Linked DNA regions of Homo sapiens: regions 2 and 3 are each linked to region 1. A link is a contact called in ENCODE Hi-C or POLR2A ChIA-PET data. All regions are on one chromosome and are shown on one strand. Each heading gives the region's core, a stretch centred on a gene start or an enhancer-like site at or near the end of the contact. The rest is flanking DNA. Distances are from core to core; before and after follow the strand shown.

Evidence for each region. A loop is a pair of places that touch in the nucleus more often than their neighbours do. ChIA-PET counts read pairs that join two places held with the same protein, here RNA polymerase II (POLR2A). Pooled maps may share reads with other maps.
Region 2: a loop to region 1 is called in a pooled map, with 6 times the contacts of the local background. The contact joins the enhancer-like site here to the promoter of C1orf35 in region 1. A Hi-C loop is called at or near these places in 4 of 50 pooled maps.
Region 3: a pooled map shows a loop between it and region 1 (2.5-fold over the local background). The contact joins the enhancer-like site here to the promoter of C1orf35 in region 1. A Hi-C loop is called at or near these places in 1 of 50 pooled maps. POLR2A ChIA-PET finds 5 or more read pairs at or near these places in 2 of 52 experiments (AG04450 and activated CD8-positive, alpha-beta memory T cell).

The regions. Positions count from the first base shown.
Region 1 is chr1:228,101,879-228,104,578 of GRCh38, reverse strand. C1orf35 (chromosome 1 open reading frame 35) reads left to right here and starts at 1,254. Exons shown (of 8, transcript NM_024319.4): 1 at 1,254-1,445; 2 at 1,530-1,680; 3 at 1,891-1,936; 4 at 2,019-2,101; 5 at 2,197-2,269; 6 at 2,414-2,499. The coding sequence starts at 1,352. RefSeq lists enhancers at 327-1,046, 1,047-1,767, 1,768-2,487, 2,488-2,700 and silencers at 1,490-1,759, 1,920-2,089, 2,340-2,419.
Region 2 is chr1:228,377,439-228,380,138 of GRCh38, reverse strand. OBSCN (obscurin, cytoskeletal calmodulin and titin-interacting RhoGEF) reads right to left here. Exons shown (of 116, transcript NM_001386125.1): 113 at 2,427-2,650; 114 at 2,133-2,208; 115 at 1,719-1,868; 116 at 1,263-1,521. The coding sequence ends at 1,344. Among named protein-coding and RNA genes, the nearest start is that of TRIM11-AS1, 16 kb to the left of the region's middle. RefSeq lists an enhancer at 1,472-1,541. Within about 2 kb of position 1,443, at least 19 of the 41 ENCODE cell types and tissues checked have a DNase peak (open chromatin) inside an H3K27ac peak, as active enhancers do.
Region 3 is chr1:227,804,525-227,807,224 of GRCh38, reverse strand. No RefSeq gene overlaps it. Among named protein-coding and RNA genes, the nearest start is that of PRSS38, 9.8 kb to the left of the region's middle. Within about 2 kb of position 1,429, at least 4 of the 41 ENCODE cell types and tissues checked have a DNase peak (open chromatin) inside an H3K27ac peak, as active enhancers do.

The DNA of each region.
Region 1 (2,700 bases), core at 5-2,504:
AGGGTTTGAGGAATCTGGCTCAGGCTGAGTCCAGTTTCTTTCTGTGTTTTGAGCAACAACCTAGTTACTGTCATCTGTGCCTGGGAACGTTCATGGCTATGGCTCGGGTTCAAGTCTGCAGAGGAAATTATACAGTTGGCGAAGTCACAGAGTGGCCAAGGGACTCTGTTTCTCAGTCAGCACTGGGAATGAAAGTGGAAAGGGGAAGCAGGGGTACGTCACAACCTCCAAAATCAGGGTGCCCAGCACGCTGAGGTTCTGGTAAGGGGTTTCTTCCAGACTGCAGACTTCCTTCCCGCTGCCTTCACACAGTAGAAAGCTGCACAAAGCTCTTGGGGTCCCTTTTATGAAGGCTCTGTCCTCATGACCTAGTCACCTCCGAAGCACCAACGCCTTGGGGTGAGGATTTCACATGGGAGTTAGGGTGCACATTCAGTTTAACACGGCAGGGATAGGACCAGTGCTCTGAGGGTGTCTGGGTAGCTGCTGGTTCATCCAGAAGTTTACTGGGTAATACTCAGAAATTCCACAAATCATTAAGGTCATTACCTTGTTAAGCTCCCGATATGGAATCGCGACTAGCAGTGACCAATTGGCGGTGTTAACTAGGCGCATCTTGTGTGTTTTCTTTTTTCTTTTTTTATGAGACAGGGTCCGCTCACTCGTTCAGGTTGGAGTGCAGTGGCGCGAAGTCCTGGGTTCGAGATCCTCCCGCCTCAGCCTCAAAGCGTTGGGGCTACAGGGGCGCGCGCGCGCCTGGCCCATTTTAACTTCTTATTTTTGAGACAGTCTCGCTCTGTCGCCCAGGCGGGAGTGCAGTGGCGCGATCTCGGCTCACTGCAACCTCTGCCTCCCGGCTCAAGTGATTCTCCTGCTTCAGCCTCCTGAGTAGCTGGAATTACAGGTGTGCACCACCACACCCGGCTAATTTTTGTATTTGAGTAGAGACCGGGTTTCACCATGTTGGACAGGCTAGTCTCGAACTCCCGACCTCAAGCGATCCGCCCGCCTCGGCCTCCCAACTTGCTGGGATTACAGGCGAGAGCCACTCCGCCCGGCCCCGTTTTAACCATTTTTAAACTTCCAGTTCAGAGGCGTTCCCGCGCCCGGCAGGGTAGGCGCAGTGCGCAGGCGCCCAAAGCCGACGTGGAGGTGATGCGCGGGAGCACAGATCCGGGGCAGTGCGCTGCGCAGAGGCGCGCGGCGAAGCCGAGTGGGCGCGGGAGTGACGTCACGGCGCGCGACGCGGAGGCGGGGTCGGGCCTGGGTCCGACGGTAGTGGGTAGCGGGTCTCGGGTTGCGGGTTGCAGGTTGCAAGCCGCAGGCCCCAGGCAACTGCCTTCCCGGCGCCATGTTCGGCTCCAGTCGTGGAGGCGTGCGCGGCGGGCAGGACCAGTTCAACTGGGAGGACGTGAAGACTGACAAGCAGCGGGAGAACTACCTGGGTGGGTGCGCGCGGTGGGCGGGCTCCGGGCTCCGGGCTCCGGGATCCCGGGCGGGCGCTGGACTCACAGCGTCTACGTCCGCAGGCAACTCGCTGATGGCGCCGGTAGGCCGCTGGCAGAAGGGCCGCGACCTCACCTGGTACGCCAAGGGCCGGGCGCCATGCGCGGGCCCGAGCCGCGAGGAGGAACTGGCAGCCGTGCGGGAGGCGGAGCGCGAGGCGCTGCTGGCCGCCCTGTGAGTGTCCGCGGACGGCAGCGGTCGGTGCCTGGGACGGCGCTGCCGGGGCAGGGTGGGGCCGGGGCCGGGGACTGGGGGTCGGGCTGGGCGGGAGCGGGGCTGCGGGGACTCGCGCGGGCGGGACCCTGAGGACGAAGGCTGGAGTGGTGAGGACCTGTGGTGGGAGGAGGTCCGTCCGTCCTGACGCCTGCCCCGGCCCTCTCGCAGTGGCTACAAGAACGTGAAGAAGCAGCCCACGGGCCTGAGCAAGGAGGTAACTCCCCGGGGTGGGGGGCGCGTGGAGGGCCGTGGGTGTGGGGCCGACTCGAGCGCTCCCTGTGCTCTCGCACCTGCAGGACTTCGCGGAGGTCTGCAAGCGGGAAGGAGGCGACCCCGAGGAGAAGGGCGTGGACCGGCTGCTGGGGCTGGGGAGCGCAAGGTGCGGGCGGGTTTCCAGGGGAGGGCAGCACTGGGCTCGATTGCTCGGGTGAGGCGGACCCCTGCCGTACTGTCTTCATCGCCATGTCCCTGCAGTGGCTCCGTGGGCCGCGTGGCGATGTCCCGAGAGGACAAGGAGGCCGCCAAACTGGGGCTGTCTGTGTTCACGGTAATCCCCCGCCCCGCCTGACCGCAGCAGGGGCTAACAGGGGTGGGGCGGGGCGGGGGCACTGAACGGAGCTCCCCGGGGCGCTGCGGGGCGTGGTGTGGGGCCGGCCCGCAGACTCCTCCGCAGAGCTCGCTTCTCCCGCAGCATCACCGCGTAGAGAGCGGCGGGCCCGGGACCTCGGCAGCCTCGGCCAGGAGGAAGCCGCGGGCGGAGGATCAGACGGAAAGCAGGTGAGGCTGTGCCACCTGGGCTAGCTGTGCCCCGGGGTGGGGGGTCTCGGGAGGACCGGAGCGGCTCCCACTCGGGCAGGTGGCAGCTTCTCTTGGCGCACCGGCCCGGCGGGTGGCCTGCCCTACTTTACTTCCTGTCCCAGTTACTCCTAGGTTTTTCTCTAGGGGAGTTTCTCGGGTCACCCTTGAAGAGAGGTCCTA
Region 2 (2,700 bases), core at 194-2,693, 280 kb before region 1:
CTTGTCTTGAACTCCTGGGCTCCAGTGATCCTCCTACCTCAGCCTCCCAAAGTGCTGGGATTACAGGTGTGAGCCACTGTGCCTGGCCGATGCTTGGATTTTGATTCAAAGTGTCCTGGGCTCAGTAAGATTTCAGGGGAGGTGTTCAGCATTTGGACATTGCAGAATGGACCCATCAGCATGTGGTCGTCATTGGGCCCCTGAGATGAGCTGAGAATCAGGAGGGTAGAGACTGCTGTCTACACCCTGCAGCCCCAGCCCCCCAGGAACGAAGCTGTCGTCCAACGTCAGCCTTGTTGCTGGGGACAGTGGAGATCATATCCCCACCCCGGGAACCCTGGGGCTGCTCGAGAAGAGGATGCTATGAAGAGCTGACTGTTTTGGTGATTAAAAGGAGTGTTTAAAACAACCGGGCCTCATTCTGGGTTGCATGCTGTCAGAGAGAGCCAGGACAACTCCATCACTGGATGTCCCCATAAATCTAAGCTGGCCAGGAATCAGCATGACCCATTTTAGCCAAGAGGGGTCGGTTAGCCTCCTCTCCATCTATGCTTAGACATAGGTATGAGGGGCCTGGCCTTGTGTCTGAGGGACCTCTGCAAAAGGTTTTATGTGCAAGAGGAGAAGGCCCTCCCTGCCAGCTCCCAGGTCTCCTGGGCTGCACCTATCTCAAGTTCCCTTTCCCACGTCAAAGAATAGGAGAAAGGACATTCAGCAGCGTTTGAGAGACAACGCGCGCACCCCACGGCCCAGGCTTCCTGCACTCCTGGCAAGGGGCAGGGCGGGGCTCGGCCAGCGTAGTCATTGCCCATGGAATCTCAAACACTGGGTTGCTTTTCACCGAGGCCACGCGCCAGCGACTCTGAAGCCTCCTCTCCTCCAGCGGATCGTGGCCCGCGGCTTCTCGCCCTCGCTTGCACGCTTTGCCCAAGAACTCTTCCCGGGGCAGAGAAGTTGTGGAAACAAGCGGCTGGCCCGACGGCGGAGAAAGCGGGCTGCGGGGCTGCAGGTCAGCGTGATGGAAGAGAGGAAGGCGCACGGCGGGTGGAATAAACGCGCATGGGTGTGAGGACGGAGACGCCCCGAGGGGCTGAACGCGCGGAGCATCGGAGTGAGGGAGCGACCCCTAAGGACGCCTTCTAAGGGGCTCACAGGCCCAAACACAGCGGGGCAGCCTGATCGGCGCCCCAGCCAGAAAGGCGGGGACAGAGCCCTCACTCCCTCTCCTCCCCAAAAGAAAATAATGCAACGAGACGGAAGACTTCTCGCCCGGCTGTGCGTTTTTATTGGCGCGTCTGCAGCGACCCCCAGCGGGGAGACCAAGGGTGTGGCCGGGGCGACCCTCAGCGCACCTGGGCCAGGTTGTGCCTCTTGTACAGCAGCGCGCGTCTCTTCTCGCGATTGCGCACGAAGACGCGCAGCCGCGCGGTAGGGAAGGTCACGGGCGCGGGCCGCGAACAGGCCGGGCCCTCCTCTGTTAGCCACGGGCACTGCAGGCAGCTGGACGCGCAGGGCCGGCCCCTGGGACGGACATAGGCTCAGCACGTGGCCCAGCGGCGGGAGGGGTGTGGGGAAGGCAAGTGGAAAAGGGGAGAGGGGGAAGGGAGAGTACCGAGGGGAAAGGGAGTGGGGGGGCGGGGCGGGGCGGGACGGAAGGAGGAGGGGGCGGGACGGGAGGAGGGGGCGGGGAGAAGGAGGAGGAGAGGGGCGCGCCTTACCAGGGCTGGGCGCACAGAGTGCTGCGCAGGAAGGCCACGGCGCCCCCGGACAGCCCCGCGTAGCAGCGGCTCAGCCGGACCAGCCCCTTGCGCAGTCCTCTCTGCAGGTCGCGTGCACCCTCGCTGCTCACCGGGTACTCGGCGCTCAGCCTGCGCAGGTGGCGGGTGCACGGGCCCTGAGGTCACCCTCCTTGGGTAGACCAGGGCGGAGGGGGAGGGGATGCAGGAGCACTGAGGTCACCCTCGGGTGGCCGGTGCAGGGGCCGTGAGGTCATCCTCGGGTGGACGAGGGTGCAGGGGCCGTGAGGTCACCCTCAGGTGGACGGGGGTGCAGGGGCCCTGAGGTCACCCTCGGGTGGAGGGGGGAGACTGCCCCGCCCACCTAGCAACCCCCAGACAGGTTGGAGGACTCACATGATGAAGGCTGTCACACCGATGGCCCAGATGTCTGTCTGTGGAACAGCCCCCTGGCCCTCCAGGAGCTCTGGAGCTGGGAGGGGCACATGTGGTTGGGCTCAGGTGGAGGGACACAGGTGGTGGGCATGAGTGAGTGGTCCCAGGTGGGATAGGTGGGGCACAGGTGTGTGGGCCAGGTGTGTGGCTGAGTGGGTGGCAGTGGAGCTGGGAGAGAGGACAGCACTGGAGGAGAGGGGGCTTCTTCCTGCCCCCCGCCCCAGGTGAGGTCCCCCCAACTGTCCACACACGCACCCATGGTCTCTAGGTAGTCCTTGAACTTGTCTGAGGGCAGCACCTTCTCCTGGCTGAGGCTCTGTGCATTGCCCAGGTCCACGACCTTGAGCAGGTTGTATTCGGTGATGATCATGTTCTCGGACCTCAGGTCCAGGTGCAGGATGTGCTGGTTGTGCAGGTACTGGGTGGCACTCAACATCTGCCACAGGTAGTCCTTCACCTCGGATTCTGAGTAGGAGGCCCTGGGGGGCAGAAGCTGCTCAGCCCAGGCTCCGGGGTGGGGGCCACCAGG
Region 3 (2,700 bases), core at 180-2,679, 300 kb after region 1:
TCACATAGTAGGAGGATAAAAGAGTACTCAGGGGCCGGGTGCGATGGCTCACACCTGTAATCCCAGCACTTTGGGAGGCCAAGGCAGGCGGATCACCTGAGGTCGGGAGTTCAAGACCAGCCTGACCAATATGGAGAAACCCTGTACTAAAGATACAAAAATTTAGCTAGGCATGGTGGCTCATGCCTGTAATCTCAGCTACTCAGGAGGCTGAGGCAGGAGAATCTCTTGAACCTGGGAGGCGGAGGTTGCGGTGAGCCGAGATCGCACCATTGCACTCCAGCCCGGGCAACAAGGGCAAAACTCTAAAAAAATAAAATAATTAAATAAATAAATAAATAAAATTGTACTCAGGGTCCCCTTTTATAAGGGAACCAATGCCATTAATGAAGACGCCACTCTCAACCTAACCATCTCCCAAAGGCCCCACCTCCTAATACCATTACACTGGGGGTTAGGATTTCAACATCTGAATTTGGGGGGAACACAAACATTCAGTCCATTACAGGAGCCGAGCTCAGAATTAAATCCTTATAGGTATGGAATTTCAATACATGACTGAGGTGGCATGGGAGATCAGTGGGGAAAAGAGGAACTATTCAATGAATGGTTCTTGGAAAAGTGGTTATCCACATGGGGAAAAATGAAATAAGAACCCTATCTCATGCTTTATTTTTTAAAAAAAGCAAACCCTTAAATGACAAAGAGAACACTTTATGACTTTAGACTGAAATATAGACACGTTTCCAATAATGGTGAACAATGTAATAAGGGCCAGCCTTCCCAATCAACACAACTCTTTTTTTTTTTTTTTTTTTTTTTTTTTTTGAGACAGAGTCTCGGTCTGTCACTGAGGCTGGAGTGCAGTGGCACAATCTTGTCTCAATGCAACCTCTGCCTCCGGGTTCAAGCGATTCTTGTGCCTCAGCCTCCCAAGTAGCTGAGATTATATGCATGTGCTACCATGCTGGTCTAGTTTTTTTGTGTTTTAGTAGAGATAGGGTTTCACCATGTTGGCCAGGCTGGGTCTTGAATTCCTGGCCTCAAGCAATCCACCCGCCTCAGCCTCCCAAAGTGCTAGGATTATAGGAATGAGCCACCGTGCCCGGCCACAATTAACAATTTATGACAAAACATAAAAGCCATCTCCATAGAAGCAGGAAATATCAAAAACATGGCAATGAATCACCAGAATAATATCGAGAGGAGTGAGGAGATCTAAGCATTCAAGCTTGTTTCTGCCCTTTAAGAAAGGGCAGCCAAGTGACTTTGTGTCATTTTTTTGGCAGTCTTTTTAGTCTAAGGAAACACATGTGGGAGTCTAGGATTCACCAAGGGTGTGGACCATGCTAAACCACACCTGCTTTGGGCTGAAAACAAGAATGGATGTACCCTAGGAGTAAGGGTGAATCAGAAGTAAACCAACCCTTTGATGGACTGAAGCCCAGCTTTGAGTCATCTTGGTGGCTCGGAAAATCTCAAGCCCTGAACTTGGTGTAAGGTAAATCCAGATTGCTAGTGCCCCCACGTGCTTAGCAGAAGCAGATAATAATCCTCTTAAGGTGATGATAATATCACCCCTAGCTTTAAATTATTTCTAAAAATAAAATTTAAATACCTTTCAGCACATAAACAAAGATGACCAGAAATGTGAGATATTATACCATGACCGAGAAACAATAGAAAATCAGACCTGAAGAAATGCAAATACTTGAATTATCAGCCAAAACTGTAAAATGAATGTGCTTATTATGCTCTAGGGGATAAAACTAGGCTTGTGAATTTTTTGCAACAACTGGAAACTATAAATTTGATGGAGATTATTTTTACGAACCAAAAAGAAACTTCAAGAAATGAAAGGCACAGACTCTAAATTCAGAACTCCCTGAATGGCTTTAACAACAGTTCAGACCCAGATAAAGAGAGAATTCATGATTTAGAAGATAAGTCAGAAGAAACTACCCAGAATGGGAAGAAAAAAAAAGATGCTCTAAAAGGAAAAGTATGAATGTACTTCAATGCTGTATACATGTACTGTTTTTAAAGCACTATTTTTGTTTTAATTTTGTTTGAATCAAACAATAAAAATAATTTATACTTCTGGCCGCCAAGAGGTAGTAACAAGAGCCAAATTTACCTTTCATCTGAAACAACAACAAAGAATAAATATAGAAAAATGAGTTTTCAGGACTTGAACATCAAGCAATGAATGACTGCCATCCCTGAGAGACAGGAAAGAAAAGGAGTTAGCCCTGTGATTGTCTCAGCTTCCAGGCCATAGCACAAGAAGAAGAAACCCATATTGAGCCTAGCAGAGTACCTGAATTGATGAGACAGGTGAGAGTCCAGGAGACCAAGATGACTAGAGTTCTCAGGACAGAGTACCAGAGATGTAAGATATGCAGACAGAGAGAACCTTAGAGAACTGAAGAAAGTTTACTTTACATACTTAGCTGAGTGCTGATCAGCACGAGCATATGAGAAACATACCCTAGGCTGGATAAAGAATTTCCCAAAAGAAAGAAAATACTACTCAGTGCTTATATCCAGGGCTGGGAATAGTGCCTGTTTCTACTAGCCAGATATGAAAAGTTCATAATTCCTGTTCGTATGATGTTCCTGCCTGAGCAATAAGGAATAATTCACACTAGACTGAGCAGTACTCAAAGAATACCAGGCATATAAAGAATCAAGAAAACA